Regions from separate parts of the Homo sapiens genome. Here region 2 is linked to region 1. The links are chromatin contacts, found by Hi-C or POLR2A ChIA-PET in ENCODE. All regions are on one chromosome and are shown on one strand. Each heading gives the region's core, a stretch centred on a gene start or an enhancer-like site at or near the end of the contact. The rest is flanking DNA. Distances are from core to core; before and after follow the strand shown. Region 1 overlaps PCSK6 (proprotein convertase subtilisin/kexin type 6). Region 2 has its middle 13 kb from the start of PCSK6.

Region 1 (6,768 bases), core at 1,653-4,152:
CAGTGAGAAAGCTGACTGGTGAATTTAAAGAAAGAAAAATCCCACTCCCCGACAAGTGCCCGTCACTGCATAATGTGCAACGTGGCCCTTCTCTCACTGACAGGCGACGATTCATGCAGCACACTGGAGCCATCTTGCCCTGGATCCCACAGTCCCTCAAGGAGTGGAAGGACAGGCTCGAGTCCCAGAAACCCCAGAACTGTATGCAAAATGGTGCCGGCATGAGCATGATGTCTTTTTTCCTCTGGAGAGCGAGAGGCCCCACAACTTCCAACAGCTTTTCAAAGGGGCCTGTGATTCCCCCAAATGGCTAAGAACCACTGAACCAAGCTAGACAGAGGCAGAAAGCAGATCCAAGTTCTCCGAGTGAGGGATTGGTCCTGTGGCTGTCATCTTCCAGCAGGGCAAGAGGGCCATCGTGACAAGTGAGAGACGATTACATGGTTTCGTGAGAGCCCATCATGGCGAGATGCCCAGGCCCACCTCCGGCGCAGCACTGGCTCACCTAGGGGTGGGGCCGGGAAACCCCAGGCTGCCATGGCAAACACACAGCGGGAACCCAGTGAGTAAGCCCGGGCAGTAGAGGAGGGGGAGGAGGAACCAGAAAATAAAGGACATTCTAACTCAGCCTAGAAAGCCACCCCCACCACCACCTCCCGTGTCATCCAGGCAGCTGCGAGCCCAGCTCCCTCCCCACTGCCTCCCCTGCAGCCATAACTGCAACAGCGTAGAGACCATTTCTTGAATTCTTTCCATTGAAGTTAAACTACAGGTGCCAGAAGACCCCTGCTTAACAGTCATGAGAGAGGGAAGTCCTCGCTCTGCCGATGACGGAAATGGGACAGTGCGTGTGAAAGCTCTTTGGGAAAGTAAAGCTACTCATTTGTAAGTTAGTTCTTATTTTGCTGAAAGGGGACAGAAGGTGCCCCTCTCCCCACCGCCCGCCACCCACCTCCACTCACTGACAACAGAAGAGGCAGCTGGAGCCCAGCTTCACCTATTGTTAGGGGCTGACCTGTGAACCCCTAAATTCTTATGTTGAAATCTTAACCCGGGGTAGCTCAGAACGTGACTGTAATGGGAGATAAGGGCCTTAAAGAGGTAGTTACGTTAATATGAGGTCATGATGCGGGGGACCCTAATCCAATCTGGCCAGTGTCCCATGAGAAGAGGAGATTAGGACAGAGCCACTCGCAGAGAGGGACAACCACGTGAGGATCAAGAGACCTCAGAAGAAACCAACCCTGCCAACGCCGTAATCTCAGTCTTCCAACCTTCCTAAGTGTGAGACAATACGGTTCTGCGGTTGAAGTCCCCGCATCCTGTGGGACTTTGTTACAACTGCCCCCGCAGACTAACAAACTATGAGGTCCAACACTGCTCAACGTGTCTGACATGCAGTCACTGTCTGTACCTCTGTTATTTTAGCTTCAGCAATACAGGATACAGCTTTGTCAACTGAAAACTATATTTAGGATTTTTCCATAATTTAGCCAAGGTGGGTCAGAATTTACTTCTAAAGTATTTACATAGAAAGAAGTTGCTTATGTTACACACAACTTGCTTATAGGAGTCACATCTCTGGAACTTGAGATATGCTTCAGGAAGCATTGTCTACTGTTCTCTGGGTTGCTGCTGGACTTGTAAGGGAGTAAAAGCAAATGATATGTGGCCTTGACCCTCGATAACCTCCTGTTGCATTGGCAAGAGATGGGCTTGCATGCTTTGAACTCCAAGTTCCTCTCTCCCGAGGCATCCGCACAGCAGCGTCAGTCCGCCTTCCCATCGCCTCTCCTCTGGTTCTGGAACACTGAACGCCCTCCCAAGCCTGACGATCCAGGTCCCCCAGGAACCACCTGCAGCTCCCCTGCCGACTCTGTCTGTCCCTGACAGATCCCAAACAAACTGAACTAGTCATCGTTCCCAACAAACACTGCTGTGTGCTCCTACTCTAGGGCCAGATCTAGAATACAAACATACGACTGCTAGAAGAGCAGGCCAAGTCCGCAGCCTCTGAGCAGGCTTCCTGGTGGCAGGGATATTGGAGCCCAGAGGGGAAGGTGGGGAAGAGAGCAACAGCAGGGGAAGGTGGGGAGCCGTCTGTGCAAAAGCTCTGCAGAGGGAAAAAGAGCGAAAGTCACCCGAGGAGGATCTTAAAGGCCAGTGGTGGCCGTATTTCAGAGGATCCCTCAGGAGCATGGGAGGTGACTGGCCGGGGCAAGGATGCCCACATGAGGCCAGCAAGGAGGGCAGTGCAGTGGTGCAGGCAAGAGATGACAGGAGCTGGGCCTAGGGCAGGAGACACAGGACATGGCAGGGCCAGGTTGTACGGGAGGTGGAACAAGTGTAGGGGGGAAGGAGAGGCCGCTGGCACTGCAGTGGAATGCGGATGAGCGCTTCCCTCTGAGACAGACTAGGGTCAGAGACAGTGAGCTGGGTTTGGGACATACTGACTTTGGATTGTCTTTGAGATATCTAAGCGGAAGGGCAGAGCATGTCGTGAAAGAATAAAATGCTGTCTTTTAAGGTAAATTTACACATTCAAACTTTTTACCAATTCCTAGCAGCCATGCCACTAGAACCAGCTGGGTGGTGCTGAAAATGTGAACAGCCAACTTGTCACTGTCATTCGATCACCCTCATGGGGGAGCAGTCCACCGTCCCCACGTGGGCAAATCCTCTGGGCCCTGGGCAGCTGCCTGGCCCTGCCCTCAGCCCATGACACAGTTCATCAACCCCTGAGACCAATGTGGTCACTTACTGTCTATGTGCTCTTGTCAGGAACTTTCTGTTTGTTTGCACTTTGAATTGCTCTAGCACACAAAACTGTTAGATAAAATTCCATCTGTGGTTAATGGAAAGATCTGCTTCAACATTGCATCACTGCTGGAAGGAAACCCGAGCTTTGATTAAACTCCGGGGGCAAAGTCCCATCCTACAAAACAGAATGCCTCCTCTGGTCCTTGCAATCATTTTGCAACTTCTAAGCTTTAAAGCACTGAAATGAAGCATTGAACCCAAGCCTCCTACGGCCCTAGAAGGAGCCACCAAGGCTCCCTCTGAACATCTTTATCCTTCCATTTCCATCACCAATCTGGCTGAGATCTGTAGGGAAGGAAAAGAGCTGAACCCAAGTCATCATGCTAAAATGTAAGGTCTGGAAGACACAGGCAGCAACGACTAACTATAAGCCAGCTTGGAACATAATCAGAACAAGTAATTTTAAAAAAATTTGTGAGCCCTTTCAGTGATTGGTCGACGCTTCTGTAATATCCACCCTTCTCCAGACTTTTGGCAAAAGAACAAGTTAAAAACAAATGCTTTCAGTTTGCTTAAATGACAAGCCTTGGAAAAACCCAGCGACCGATAACTGCACACTGCGAACACTTGGGCTGTTCCTCCAAGGACAGGGCTGAGTAACAAAGCAATCTGAGCAAAATGGCCCTTTTCAAAGACGGTAAGAAAAACATCAAGTAAAGGTAATTAAGAATGCAAGGAAAATGACTGTACCATTCCGGTACAGGATCAGTGCGAAGAAGATGCCTAATAAGTGTGCGTGCACACACGTGCTTAACAGAGTCCTGCTGCTGACACCCCCTTGAGTTTTGTTTTGCTTTCCCAAATGTACATTCTATCTGCTTTTATGTGACATGGGGTGGACTGTACATTCCATCACTTATCAAAGCACTCCTATACAATAGGGACTGGAACTAATTAAAATAAGATACCGTCTGCATTTGATGGAACTTTATCCTAAGCCCCATAACATTCATTTCCAGTTTGGTCATTTGAACACAATGGCAGCCTCGCATTCCGAAGTCTCTGAATAATATTAAATCATCTTTTCCTTTTGTTAATAATATTAATTACACAACTCTCCAGATGTGAAGGTATCATAAAAATGCTTTGCCAACGTAGGGAAACGTTCTGATGCACTGCAATAAAAGATAACACTAAATACTTCCATAAAACAGCTAATTTCACCAAGTGTTTAATTGTAATGACTGGGTGGAGTAAATATTAGTCAGACTGACAGCTAATTGATTTGGTTTGCATTAAAGCTAGACAAATTTAAACAGAGGTATTTCAGTTGCGATTCTGAATTCATAATCGGTTCAGATGTCTGTGTGCTTTCCCTGGGGCTAACAATTTAATTAGAACTATGAGAAACAATCAGCCAATCCTAGGAACGTTCCAGGAAGGCCTGGGATGCCCAGGCTGTTTACCTTTCTTCCTTTCTTCTTTACTGGCAGGATGCATTGATAGAAGCCTTGCCAGGAGCTTATTAAGAAGCTCTGTGAGAAGGAGATTTTTATTTGAAAAAATTTAACTGCTACGTTAGCCTTTGCCTAGGAAGTCTCTATCCTTCCTTCTGCTGACTTCGAGGAGACAACTAATGCCTGGGAATGCTTTGCCCTCAGACCCAAACTGAATATAGGACTTTTAACACACCTAAAATGGGTCAATCAAGCAGCTCAGGTGCTGCAGAGAGGAGGCAGGTCCAGGGTATGGTGGCCCTCAAGCCCCCCACAGAGTCTGTCTCTGCTGCCTCAGCCTGCCTTGCTCATGCACAGGTCTCCCATCCCCATCTTCACCGAGAACTCAGCAACACAGAGACCTGCTGGGCAGCTCTGCATTACTCAGGCACAGGGTCCTGCACTCAGCAGGTGCACCATTAATATTTTTGGAAGGAAGGGATGAGCAGTCGACCTGAGTACCTTTAAAAGTTTTAAAATATAGTCACCAACAACAGAGGATGTAGTCAAAACACAGATTAAGTCTCCTATTTCGACTCTGCCTTAGTTCTAACCATTAAGAATCTGCTTTATTAATTCTTGGAAGGCCTCATGGAAAGAAGACCAAGAAATCCACGGTCCCCGTCTCTTCTCAGAGCATGCTTATGAGATGGGCTTCCTGCATGCAAACAGCTTGCTTTCATTGTAACTATCCGCGTGGTGGCAATTCAACAACTCAAAAGACTTCAGTTGAAGAATGAGGATGTTTCTTCACACGGCAGATCAAGTGCTTGCTTAAAGTGAAAGTGTGGAGGGATGCTGCGTCGACCTCTTTCCTAGCTTAGAATTTCCTCCAAGATGACAGATGACGGTCTCTCAACCGCACAGAACTCACGCCTCCTCCGGGATCAGCCTATGCACCCTGTACAGAGGCTCCCTGCTGCTCAGTTTTCTACTGATCCACCCTTCCCCAAGTGCCCCACTCTTTGGGAAGGAGCAACTACAATCTGGCTTTTTTCCTAGAGGATTAAATATACTGGCCCCTTTGAAAAACATTCCTTCATGTTCCATGGTGTAAGCACAAGTAGACGTAATCTCACCCCCATGTGATGGGGTGAGACGGTGCATGTAAAGTGCCCAAGCACAGCCATCCCTTAGTAAACACTTAACTCCTTCCCTTGCTATGAAGGAATAATGGAATTAGCACAATGTTTCATATCTATCTCGTTCGACTTATCCGTATCTATCTATCCATCCATTCATCCATCCATCCACCCACCTATAAAACCAATCCAGAAATATATTCAAGACAAGTCTGTCTTTTCACAGCCCAGGTCCATGGGTGAGCTCCATGGGGACCACTTCCTCATATGCTTCAAATCAAAACCCTCACCATGCGATGCCCCAGAGAAGGATAATTCAGGTACAGAGCCCAGAGATAACGCGTCTCTCCAACAGATCCCTGCTCAGTCAATACAAAAAGAGCCCTGATTGTCATTGAAGCAGGTGGGTTGGGGCAACACCAAGAACCCATTTTTCCATAAAAACTTTACTCTAAGTATTTTCTGGAAATAGCTGAAATAATATTGTGCACCAGCCAGGGGGCCCAAACAAACATCTAGTATATACGTTAACTTTTAAGAGAAGATGATTTCTGTGACCTAAAACTATGATTTACCAATGACCTCCGTTCCTTGCTGGGGCTGCTACTGCTTCTCACGTGAACTTCATTTTCCTTCTCAGCACTCATCGCCCTGTGACATATCACATATTTTTCTATTTCCTGCTTCGTTTTCTGTCAGCCCTGCCGCCAGCTCCACGGGCCCTGCTATGGACAGAGCCAGCCACATGGAAGGTATTCCAAAAATACCTGCCAAATGAATGAACTCACTGGAGGCTCACTTGGCCATCTTAAATTTTTAATCTTGACACATAACTGTTGATTGATCTTTCTCAAATATTAATTTCAAATCTATGCAGAAAGGAAGTATAATTAACCACCCAATAAATACGGGTTATGTTAAAATTTAAAATGTTAGCCTCCTTTCAAATCGCATTTGTTTTAATCCTGAAGATCATGTGAATCTTTGAGGAAAAAAAGTCATAGTTACTGCCTCAGTTTTCAAATTCATAGTAACCATTAACATACATGTTATGACAACCACAAAAACATCCACCTGCCTGATCTCTAATTTCATTATTAAAATACTTGCTTGAATTGCTTAGAGTTTTTGTTTCATGGGTAAGATTCATATATGTATCTCCTGTGAGTATTGTGTTTTGTTGATTTTAAAATGCTGAGAGATCCTCACTCACATGATTTAGTTCAGATGGTCTGATTCGTAGCTACACCTGTCTTGCTGTATTTAAAGTGAATATGGAAAACTCATGTCTATCCAGAATCACATTAAAATCCAGACTCCGCCATTTTTAAGACCACAGACCCAAACCCTCCAGCCCTTAGGAAAGCATCCGGACACTCTGTACCTGGGGGTCCATTCTGAGGAAGGTGTGAGGGCCTCTGCTACTCAAG
Region 2 (5,829 bases), core at 558-3,057, 62 kb after region 1:
GCACTATGCTGAGTCACATTTAGACCTCACTAAAACCGAAGTGGTTCCTGTTAACTTGCTTTGGTCTATGTGGTGGATTTAGGGCTTCCAAAAATCCTCTTAAGGCTTTTTATATCCTCCTCACTATTTATAGTCTAAACTCCCCCAAATCCCCAACCCAGACAAAATCATTCCTGCTATGTTTTCTTTCGATGCCAAGCTCACCAGCAGCAGAGAACATAGCTGCATGACATGGGGCCCGATAGGCTGCTCATGCCTGTGCCCCTCCCTCCAGGAGTGAGACTTGGGAAATCCTTTACCCTCTGCAGGTTCTGTGTTTATCCTTTGCAGGGTCACCTGCCACAATGTCCAACTCCTGCCACCCACAGGAACTCCAGCAATGCTACTGATTCCCACCATCCAATATTGTGATTTTTCAAAGGTTGAAAATTTGATAAGCAAACAACACATATGTGGCCCAAATAATTTTGCATCTGGGTCTTTTCATCTGGACTGAGGCCAATGCCCTTATTCTTCTTCCTTCTCCTTCGGAGCCCTTTCTCCCTCCATCCTGTAAAAGTAATCTTTCATTAGAAATCAGCAAAGTGGAACAGTATACTCCCTCCTGAGCATGTACCAGTCACAGGTCACAGGTGATCACCACTGTCAAGAAGAAAGTCTAATTCAGTCCTCACCTTTGATAGACGGGAAGTCTGGAACCTTCTTAGTCACGGCCTCTCAGGCAGAAGATAACAGAAGACTTGCCACAGTGCATGGCAGGGCCACAAGACAGCAGGAGGGGAAGTGACACTCAAGTCCTGTCTCCTGGAATAGGCAGGGGATGGTCCAAGTGAAGTGGGATTGCTCAGGCAGGAGGAGAAGAGGCAGAGGGGCACTGTGGCTAGGGAAGAGGCTCCAGCCCTGACCACCTGGGTTCTCATCCCAGCTCGGCCACCTCCCAGCTGCCTGACCTCAGATGAGTCCATTGACCTCTCTGGGCCTCAGTTTTCCCAGCTGAGCATAAAATGGGCATATTTGTGTCCACCTTAAATGAATTAGTGTACAGTGCCTGGACCTGGGCCTGGCACTCAGACAGCATTATGTGAGAGCTGTTCTCATCAGGCCAGAGGTTTAGCAATACCTCATTGCTACTTGTAAACATGCCTGGTTCTGGAAGTGTCTGTGTGGGTGTGTCTGAGTTAACACAGACATGCCCCAGGCTGGCCAACCCCACAGGCCGGACTTGTATCTCCCCCAGCAGAGACCCCCAGGCCAGCCTCTCCTCTCCCTCCACAGCCCAGACCTAGAAGGACTGCACAGCCTGGGGACCTCAGCTCCTTCCCCTACGTGCCTGGTGAAAGGAGGGAAACAGGCAGTGAAGAAAGAAGGAGCAGAGGAGGAGACAAAAACTCACCTCTCCTGAACCCTCTGTAAGGCTTTTGCATGCATTCGTGTCTGAGCTCCTAAAGTCCGTGTCCTGTTTTACAAACAAGAAAGCCCCGATCCTCCGAGGGAGCCAGGGCTTTGCCTGAGGTCTTGTCAGGTGAACAGTTAGGGTTCTGGAATGGGTGGCTGTGAAGGCACAAGGCAAAGGCAGAGGGAGGAGCCTGGGCAGCCACCCGGCCCCATCTCTTCCTGCCACGCCGTGAGGGCATCCTCAGATAAGGACCCAGGCACAAGAACCTTGACGGGAGGGGAGAAGGACACCCCGGCTGGCCCATCCCCACGGGTCGGTAGAAACAGGAGACAGGCCCGAGGACTCCCTGGTGACCAGGGACCATCTGTGGCATCCCCCTCCAGGACTGTGCCCCGGGGAGAACCGCTCACTGGGGATCAGCAGGCTGCACTGTTGCCCCCTGGAGGATGCAGAAGGAGAGAGACACGGTGCCCGGACTCGGCAGCCCCATGATCCCAAGCTGGGAACCCCCCGGGCAGGCTTCAGACTCCTTTACTGTCTGCCTGTCACCCCCAGGCCCCTCCTGCCAGGGGGAGCTCAAGGGAGTGAGTCCCCCTGGTGGCGGGGAAGCCCGTCCTTTGGGATGGAAAAGCCCGAGGCCGCCCCAGCTCCCTGGCCACCATCGTGCAAAGGCAGCAAGGCGGACAGTCAAAGGACGTGCATCCTGCAGGGGCTTGATCCTTTTGATGCCTACTGATGAGGGGCAAGTCACTGTCTATGAAGGGTCTACAATGTCCCCAAATTCTGCCCCTAATGTCGCTTTAGAAGTCAAGCCTATCCCTGCTAGTGGCATTTAGGAGCTGAATTATATCTTCTTTTAAAAAAGAAAAAAAAAGGCTTCTCTCCAGAGAAGTATTCAGATGCCCATGAGCTCTGCCATCCAATATGAATATTCCCTTAAAAATGAAAATTATGGCGCACTTAAAAAGGAGCATGTTATGTCAGCACCGGGGATAAGACAATTTATTACTGTCTACAAAAGGAAGGCTCTAATGCCGTGGTAGAGGCTGGCTCAGCGGGCTGTAAATTATGAGCCATTCTCTGGCTGGTGGAAATAAATCCTCTTGTCACTCACTGTGCTCTCCCCTTGACAGGCCAGCAGGCCGCCGGGAGCAGGCAGAGTCAGGAATTCCATGTCCGTGACCTGAGAGCCGCACCACTCCACCTCCTGGGCCTCACTCCGCCCTATACACGCGCACACTTAATGACATCTCTGATCATGTCTTCAGGACGCATACCCTCTTTGACTTGAAAAAGTAACAACTGTTTGTGGCCTTCTCACAGGCCGAAAAGAACAAGCGGGGTCCAGTGGAGAAAGGTGAGGCATGGGAAGGCCTGGCCCGAGCACTGTGACTTCAGCGAGGCACCCTCCACCCCTCTCAGCTTTCCTGGTCTGAAAGTAGAATTTCGCCAGAGGGTGAGCCGACAGGTAGAGCTGTTTCCACCTGCGTGTGCTGCCTGTGAGCTGGGGAACTGCCCACACTGGGAGGGGTTGGGAAGCGTAGGAGGGCACCTGTCGCAGACGTTGAGGAGGGGCTGCCTTTCCCCTCCAGGGGCTGACCTCCCAGGTGATTCCCAGAGCCAGACCACAATTCCAGAATTCAGTGAAAACAGCGCCAAATCCTATTCCCTCCCGATCCCACCCTGATCCCTGCCTCTGGTAAACCGGTAAGTCTTGTTTTCCCCACCACCACCTCCCACTCACCACCTTCCTAAAGCGATCTGTGCCATCAGCCCCTACTGTGAGTACAGCCCTCTAAGCCACTCAGAGGGACTTCCTTTGGAAGCTCACTGTCGGAGACATCCTGCATGCATCCAGGTAGAGACATCATGAACAAAGAATACGGGCCGGGCACGGTGGCTCATGCCTGTAATCACAGCACTTTGGGAGGCTGAGACGGGCAGATCATGAGGTCAGGAGATCGAGACCATCCTGGCTAACACAGTGAAACCCCGTCTCTACTAAAAATACAAAAAAATTAGTCGGGCGTGGTGGCGGGCGCCTGTAGTCCCAGCTACTCGGGAGGCTGAGGCAGGAGAATGGCGTGAACCTGGGAGGCGGAGTTCCCAGTGAGACTCACCCAGTTCTCAGTGAGCTGAGATCGCGCCACTGCACTCCAGCCTGGGTGACAGAGCAAGACTCCGTCTCAAAAAAAAAAAAAAAAGTATGTATACTTGCTAGGCAGTAAGTATGATTAAATGTGTCTGCTGTGTAAGAACTTGGGATTAAATGTTTCCAAAGAATGGTTGAGGAATCAGCTGGTATGATTGCCAAATAAATACTAGATGCCCAGTTAAATTTGAATTTCAGATAAACAATGAAAACACTTTTGGTTTAAGCGTACCTCACACAAAAGTTGGGATACACTTGCACTCATAAAATTATTTTTTATTTATCTGAAATTCAAATTTACCTGAGTGTCTGTCCTGTATTATTATTTGCTAAATCTGGCAACTCTGGGTGGGCAGGAGGGTCAAATGCTCAAGCTGGGACTGGCTAGGGAAATGCATCCTTAATATTTTAAAAAGAAGTGGCAGGCACAGGTTTTGGTTGAAAAAATACAGAACATTTTCTCTTGGGGCCTGGAATCATGGCAACTTAAACCATTAAAAGTATCCTACTGATCTCAAATACAGCCCATTAGGCCTCCAGGAAGATTAAAACAACAAAATAAATAAAAGTGACAAAAGAGACAGAGGGGAGAGAGATCAAGAACTAAATGGAACATCTGATATTCATGGAAGCTGTGATAGTTCCGAAACTGCACATTCGAGAAGTTTTGCCAGCTGGTATTTCAGGAAGGGTTTGGGGGAATGGGGGAAGAGCCCTTCTGCTGGCCCATCTCTCTTCTCGTCCCAGCCTCAATCCGCTCCAAGACAGGAAGAGCAAAGGCGAGAAGGAGCCACGCCCCAGGACCGATGAGGGCTAGCAGGAATATCACATCACCCACACCATTAGTTAGGTATGCCTGGTCTTCCCCGCTCAGCTTTCTTCCCTCCTCCCGTGGTCAACCCCAGACACCTCAGCAAAATGGACAGCCATCCAAGCCAGAGGCACCCCCTCCAAGCAATTCTCATTCATTCTACTTCATCATTTTCTTTAGCATCTTATTTGTCCTTGAATTTTCTATTTTACCTTTCCTCCACTTTCTAGTTATTTTCCCCCTCCCCCAAAAATGTTTTCTGGTGGTCAGTAAGACACTTGCTCTCTCTGGAAGAACAGTGAAATCCCTGATGAGACCCAGTGTGAATTCACAGTGTCGTCATGTCTGTCCTGTGAGATTAGGCACCCATGAACCTTCCCAGCTTTGTGTGGATCGAGCAGGTAAGAACAGAACAACCATTTGCTGCTCCCAGTGCCCACGGTGAGATACACTTCAGAGGTGACAAATGGATCGTGCGGCAGCTCAGACCCCAGGCGGGAGGCCACGGGGACACCCACCACTCTTGGCACCGAGGGCTCCGCACGGTGGAGAAGATGTCGACAACCCTGTCTTCTAGGTTCAAACATCATGTCATGGAGGTAAAGGGAGAAGGCGTGAGGTTAAGGGCCTGCGAATCTGGCTTATCCAAGAACCTATTAACTGTAGTTCAATATTTACCAGCCCTTCTGAAGACATGTAGAAGAATGACAATGTTCAGACTATCAGTGTCAAGATTGTAAGGAGTCTGCCTGAGTCATGGGTTAAATGGTGCCCATGAATATTTTATTGAACTGTTTCCTAATTGTTTACAAGCTGGACATTTTTGTCAGCCATACACAGCAGTGTTGTGTGCTACCCAGAAGTTCTGACTCATCAACACTTTGTCGGGTTAGCAGAGAGCAGGCTGCACTTGCCATCTCGAACCCAGAGTTCTTTCTGTGCTGTATTATTTTGAGATTTGGTCCAGAGAAAAATGATGGATCAAGGCAGAAAAGCAGGTAACGGGCTGTCCCCAGATGCGCACATTAAAAGGCAAAGAGCTATCGAAATGTCACAAACTTTCGTTACAGCCCATCATTGGAGAGCTTTTCCAGCCGAGAGCATCCACCTTGACATCCTCCCCTCCCCAGCTCCATCAGGCACGAAGAGGCTCCTGCTGACAGACATTAGGGACACGAAGCAAACTGACACAGTGGATTAATCCTGGTGTCTGGGGAGCAGTTAGGACGTGTCATGTCAATAGGTGTCTGGGCACCTTTTAGACCAGGCCTTAATGGCCCAGCCTGGCCCTAATCGTCCCTCACATGCCACGGTTCTGCTCTTTCATCTTTGCTGTGTGTGTCCCATGAAGTCTCATTTTAAACAAGGCAGCAAGGCACAGTGACCACCGCAGAAATCCACTTCCCTCGAGGCCTTGCCACAGATGCCAGCAGCGCCACCAGCCCCCATCCCCAAAGGAAAACACAACCA

The links. Hi-C counts contacts between places; a loop is a spot of excess contacts on that map. ChIA-PET counts read pairs that join two places held with the same protein, here RNA polymerase II (POLR2A). Pooled maps may share reads with other maps.
Region 2: a loop to region 1 is called in a map of HepG2, with 8 times the contacts of the local background. The contact joins two enhancer-like sites. A Hi-C loop is called at or near these places in 7 of 168 maps with a recorded cell type or tissue (HepG2, Right ventricle myocardium inferior, gastrocnemius medialis and 4 more) and 4 of 50 pooled maps. POLR2A ChIA-PET finds 5 or more read pairs at or near these places in 2 of 52 experiments (A673 and HepG2).

Annotation. Positions count from the first base shown.
Region 1 is chr15:101,436,834-101,443,601 of GRCh38, forward strand. PCSK6 (proprotein convertase subtilisin/kexin type 6) reads right to left here. Exons shown (of 22, transcript NM_002570.5): 2 at 6,723-6,768. Among named protein-coding and RNA genes, the nearest start is that of PCSK6, 49 kb to the right of the region's middle. Within about 2 kb of position 2,903, at least 9 of the 41 ENCODE cell types and tissues checked have a DNase peak (open chromatin) inside an H3K27ac peak, as active enhancers do; they include gastrocnemius medialis and psoas muscle, where a contact is called at or near this core.
Region 2 is chr15:101,500,229-101,506,057 of GRCh38, forward strand. No RefSeq gene overlaps it. Among named protein-coding and RNA genes, the nearest start is that of PCSK6, 13 kb to the left of the region's middle. Within about 2 kb of position 1,808, at least 4 of the 41 ENCODE cell types and tissues checked have a DNase peak (open chromatin) inside an H3K27ac peak, as active enhancers do; they include gastrocnemius medialis and psoas muscle, where a contact is called at or near this core.